Linked DNA regions of Homo sapiens: region 2 is linked to region 1. Evidence: chromatin contacts called from ENCODE Hi-C data. All regions are on one chromosome and are shown on one strand. The core of a region is the stretch at or near the end of the contact, and the rest is flanking DNA. Distances in the headings are between cores, read along the strand shown. Region 1 overlaps ADAMTSL3 (ADAMTS like 3). Region 2 holds the start of ADAMTSL3 (ADAMTS like 3).

The links. A loop is a pair of places that touch in the nucleus more often than their neighbours do. Pooled maps may share reads with other maps.
Region 2: a loop to region 1 is called in a map of PC-3, with 14 times the contacts of the local background. The contact joins the promoter of ADAMTSL3 here to the enhancer-like site in region 1. A Hi-C loop is called at or near these places in 23 of 168 maps with a recorded cell type or tissue (Calu3, MCF 10A, PC-3 and 16 more) and 18 of 50 pooled maps.

The regions. Positions count from the first base shown.
Region 1 is chr15:83,745,806-83,748,543 of GRCh38, reverse strand. The region is part of intron 3 of ADAMTSL3 (ADAMTS like 3); the gene reads right to left. Among named protein-coding and RNA genes, the nearest start is that of ADAMTSL3, 93 kb to the right of the region's middle. Within about 2 kb of position 1,348, at least 8 of the 41 ENCODE cell types and tissues checked have a DNase peak (open chromatin) inside an H3K27ac peak, as active enhancers do; they include PC-3, ascending aorta, heart right ventricle and 1 more, where a contact is called at or near this core.
Region 2 is chr15:83,652,743-83,655,480 of GRCh38, reverse strand. ADAMTSL3 (ADAMTS like 3) reads right to left here and starts at 1,358. Exons shown (of 30, transcript NM_207517.3): 1 at 1,205-1,358. RefSeq lists an enhancer at 2,720-2,738.

The DNA.
Region 1 (2,738 bases), core at 99-2,598:
AACTGGCTGGGACTACAAGTGCATACCACCATGCCTGGCTACTTTTTGTGTATTTTTTTGTAAAGACAGGGTTTCGCCATGTTGCCCAGGCTAGTCTCAAACTCCTGAGCTCAAGGAATCCTCCCACCTTGGCCTCCCAGAGTATAGGGATTACAGGCATGAGCCACCATGCCCAGCCTGCCTACTCTGTATCCCTAAGAACTAGCATCATGACATTGCTACACAGTGAGTGATCAATGAAGGATGACAATCTTGATAATGAAGATGTAACCAATCTTGAACTGACGATCCACTTCAACTAATATGTCATTCTTCTTTCCCTGCTAGACTATAGTTCCCTAAGGGCAGAGTGCTGCTATCCCCACAGGCTCCTTGTAAGAGGCACTGAAGAAAGGAGCAGTGTACTTTTGATGTGCTACTCCCTTTAGAATGAACGAGAATAAGTTTGATTTGTATTCTCAAACATGGGATTGGAGGTGAAGACAGAAAGGAGAAGAAATGTTTTCTTTAAGGGGAATGACATATGAGGAATGTTGTACAAGGTCTCTCTTCCATGCCAACAAGACTCCAGGAGACGCCAAGCAGACACTTGCTGAGAGCTGCCATTCTGGTGCCAGGGAGTCTGGACCTGCCAGATCTCATGGCTGCTCCACCCTGAGCTGCCCTCGTCCATCTAGGATGACCCATGTTCTGAAATAAGATCCGCTTCTCCATCCTTAAACAGCCAAGCAAAACTGTTCCTTTTGTTTCTTTCTCACAGAGAGCAATGGATGTTTGGGAGACATCGGTTTGTCTTAATTAAAACAAAACTGCACCACAGCCATTCTTACGAAGTAGACAAAAAGTAAACAAGGACCTATGATGAACAGTTAGGGCCAAATTTTGAATTTCATGACATGTGAACATGGTCTGAAAAGGAAAGATAAATCCTCTCGTCCTCCAGGGGAACACTTAAAAGCTGACCTTGGAGAATGTCCTTCAGCCAGGGCACAGGGTCACTTCCACTACTGCTCTGAAATGGTGAGAGGAACAGCGTCCAAGCCTTCTCTCACACTTGTGGACAGATCTGGATGGGTACCTGAGAGGAAGTCTAACAAATAGGAAATGGAAAAACTTACTGAAACCATTTCTCCTGCCAGAGCAGAAACTGACCAAAGTGGGGACACTACTACTGCCTTGCAGTGCCAAATAATGAAATGTTGTTTCAACACTCTTCCCAAGTGAGGAAAGAGAAAGTGAAAGACGAGCAGCAGAGGAAAGCAAAACAGGAACAGGATGCAAGTGTGGGATTAGGGAGGCAGCAAACCTCAGAAATGGCCAGAACTGGCTCTCAGCTAACTAGGATTTCAGACACTTGCAGCAAGAGGGCAGCCCAACACTTCCTTATCTAACCTAACTTCCAAGTGACACCTAACACCATATCATCTGGGCAGCCTTCTCTTAAACCCCATCTAACCCATCACTTCTATTAGTCTTGGCATTTTTCTCGATGTCCACACAGAGGTAAAGTATATGAAAGTTCTAAGTTCTAATCCTTTTATTCGCACTCCCCATAGAAAATCCATAGCAAAGCTTTGCCTTATATTATTGCCATATATTACATTATTGCCTTACATTAGTACAAACTGAAAAGTATTTATTCCATCAGTTTAATAAGTAAGAAAATTTCATTTTTTTTAAGAGGCAAGGTCACACTTTGTCACTCAGGCTGGAGTGCAGTGGTACAATCATGGCTCACTGCAGCCTCAACTCCTGGGCTCAAGCAATCCTCTCACTTCAGCCTCCTAAAGCACTGGGATTACAGGTGTGAGCCACAATGCCTGGCTGACTTCACTTTTTAAAAAATCAGAAACTACTTCCAACCCGAAGTATACTGTTTTCACAAGAGACTAGCTTCATCATGTAACTATCATTGTAAATATCATTCACATTACCCAAAAGGTTCCCAGTTAACTGCAAACAGGAACATGAGCAATAGACCGCAGTTGATGTATTAACTCTGTCATTCAAGAGCTGGTGATTTTGATCCAGTTATGTATTTAAATACGAACATTTTCATGGGTAAAGCAAACAGAGGATTTGTGACAGACACTGATAGTTAACACCCAATATCCACACCCTCCTTTCTTTTTTGCTAACAGAACCCCAGGTGGTGAATCATAAGTCAACAAGACTATAGTGTTCACACTTTCCCAGCCTCCCTTGCACTCTGAGTGGCCATGTGAACCAGTTACGTGTCATTGACCAGAACTGGTTCACATGGCCACTCAGACTGCAAGGGAGGATGGGAAAACTGGTCATTTTCTGTCGGTGCTTCTGGGCAAACATCACATTCTTGATTAATAAGACAAAGGGACATAGGCAATTCTATACCTCTTCTCTCCTTTCTTCCTTGGAATTCAATGTGGTGCTTGAAGCTGCAGTGCCATTTTGCAACCATAAGAGGAACGGCCAACCCACTGAGTACAAAGAACAGAGGGAAAGGAGCCTGGATTTTGAGAGCATCACTGAGCCACTGTCCCAGGCCTATTTGTTAGAACAGCCTTTGGCATGGCATTATGTTCCCTGCAGCTGACAACACTAATAACTGATAGAGGGTTGTTGTGGAATTAAAGAAGAGATTATGTGAAAGTCATTTGATAATGTACCTGACACAGCTTTGTCTGGTTCCAAAGACAGCCTCTTTCCATGACAACAGGCACTTATGAGATTGCATTTATTCATAACACATTTTGCCC
Region 2 (2,738 bases), core at 109-2,608, 93 kb after region 1:
AGAAGCTGAGATATCCCTGCCCAAGCCTATCTGTCAGCAGCAGGGTGTCGCTATTGGCATTTGACTCAGGAAGCCAGCACAGAGCCAAGGTTTAGGCTAGCTTCTGCTGCTCGCGGCAAAAATGAGTCTAAGACAACAAAGCCGCCCAGAGAGGGAAAGGACCTGCCTAAGGTCACACAGCAAGATAGTGACATTTTAGGGCTGAAACGCAGATCTTCTGATAGTTCAAGGCTTTCCTCGCTAGATGACACCGTGCGCCCTCGAGGTCCGGGACCCACACCCAGAGAGACGCCTGAGAGCTAAGTTCAGGGAGGTTTGGAGGACACAGCCCCTGAGCCAGCCTAACACAATCTCCTAAAAGTAGGTGAGGGCCAGCCAGCAGAGGTCAGCTGAAACCAGGAGGGAAGCGGGGACTTTTTCCCTTACTTTTCCTGTCAATTTACAGGGAAATCAGTATGAGTCGAGACTGGAAAAGCCGAGGTCACACTCGACTCCCGCTTCGCCTCGCGGGCGCCTTGGCGGAGCTGGTGTCCGGGGGCGGGTCGGTGGCTTCTCTCCATCTGGAGAAGGCATTAAGGGCCTGGTCTAATGTGATCCGCAAATGTGCTGCTGTTTCCGACCTGAGGCGGCGACTCCTGGCTGAAGGGAGGCGGCCAGTGCGGGGCCCTGGGACTCTGCGCCACCCTCGCCTGCTCGCACCAGCCTTCCGAGTGCACACTCCTCCGACTACCCGCTGCCTCGAAGTCGCTCCTCCAGTGCCTCCGCCGCGTCCCGGTCACCCCCACGCCCACTTTCCACGATCGCGCGTCGCCTCAACCCCCGGCGTTCTGGGCGCTCGCTACCCAGTGGTCAACCGGCCGGACCTTCGGACCCGCGAGGTTTCTGCTTAGTAACTCCCAATCCTGAAAAACTCCAACCCTGTGGAGTTCCCCCATAATCAAGAACGCCCCTCAGCCCGCGAACTGCCGCCGAAAGACTCTCCCTGAACCTTCCGGGACGGCACGAAGCGCGCCCGACCCGAGGTGCCCAGCAGTGAGGAGCACCCCAGTCCTGAGGCCCCCTGGGGCCCGCGTGGCACGCCCCGACTCTGCTTGGAGACCCCCAACTTGCTTAGAGAGGCCACTGCTCCAAGTCTTACTCCCTCTGGGGAGCGCCTTCCCCCGACCCCTGAGGGGCCGCCCTGCGCCGAGCTCGGTGCACCCACCTTGCGCCGCAGAAGTATCTGGGACGTGCAGCCCCGGGGCCGCGCGGGCTCGGCGCGCGCTGGGGAGAAGTTGGCAGAAGCCGCCCGTCAACACCTCGTGCGGAATCCGGCACCAGGACCTTCCCCGACGCCGGCCTCCAGCCCGCGGCGCCGCAGTCGCCGCCGCCGCCGCGAAGTTAAATGGGGCTGGGACGGGGGCTGCCCCGCCTCTCCCGCCCCCTCCGGGCGCGCAGAGCGCTGCGCTGGCCCCGGCCCAGAGGCGGAGGGCGCGCGCCGCCACCTGCACCGCCCGGCAAGTGCACGGCGCGCCCAGGCGCCCGTCAGCCTGCGCGCCGGCACCGCGCCCTCGGCTTGAGCTGGAGGCGCCGGGGGCGCGAAGAGACGCCGTGTGGGGCCAGGCCCGGGCCGCTCGGAGCGCGCGGGGCCGCGGCGACGGCGGGACTCGGCTGGAACGCTCCTCCGCCCGCTTCCTGGAAGCCACTCCTCGCCCTGGGCCGGCCGCCAGGCGTTGTGCCAAGAGCCGGGATTGCCGACGCCGCCACCGCCGCCGCCGGCAGGCGCACTGGGGAAAGGCGGCCGCTGCGCCGCAAGCCAGCCTGGCCGCCCCGCCTCAGCCGGAGCCGGAGCAGGGATGCCGTCGCTCCCCCCGAGCCCACCCCCGGCCCCACCTCCCATAGCCTCCACCCACCCCGCCCAGACCCGGGCGCCAGCTCTGCAAAGTCAGGCCCAGCAGCCACACAGAGGTTTGCCCGGAACCGCTGGCTCGTGCCTAAGAGCCATAGGCACTCCTGGCCAGGCAGGACCATAGTGGAGACCAATGGCCCTCTCCTGGCCTGCGCCTCCTCCGCGCAGCATAGACGCCACACAAGGGACTGTGGAGCGCTCACTGCCCAGAGGCCTGGGACCTTTGGCAGCCAGGGACCACGAGGATCTTGCAGGAGCGCCTCTTAACTGGGTACCTGGCGCCTCCTTGTCTGAGCCGGGCTTGGGGAACTGAGAGCTCCACAGGTGCCAGAATCATGCCGTGTCCAGGCCTGGGATTTGGGGTTGGGGGGAAGAGTGTCGCGGACAAGAGACTGGGGTGAGTTGCCTGTGTACTTCTGGAGGTGAGGAGAAGTAAAAGGAAATGTTTGTCCCTGTCCTTGTCCTAGTCCCAGCAGGATAAGCCAAGGGCCAGGAGATTGATCTTAAAGGCTGCATTATGCCCCCACCTAAGTCCTACCACAGTCGCCATTTCCTTGGGTGTCTGTCGAGTACCAAGCTCTTTGTGTCTATCTGATCTTCACAGCAGCAGTAGTTCGAGCATTATCCCATTTCACCTAGGATAAATCTGAGGCTGGGAGGATAACTTGCCCACCATGAGTGGAGAAGCCAGGACTGGAACCCCTATCTGCCTCTCTCTAGAGCCTGGACTGTTCACCCCTAAAGTTGTTCTCCTGCCTTCTCTGTGGTTGCTGCGTTCCGGTTACTGCTAGAGCTTTGCCAAGAGCAATTGGCCCTGCCTGCTTTCCTCACTCATTCTTCCCTTACTTAC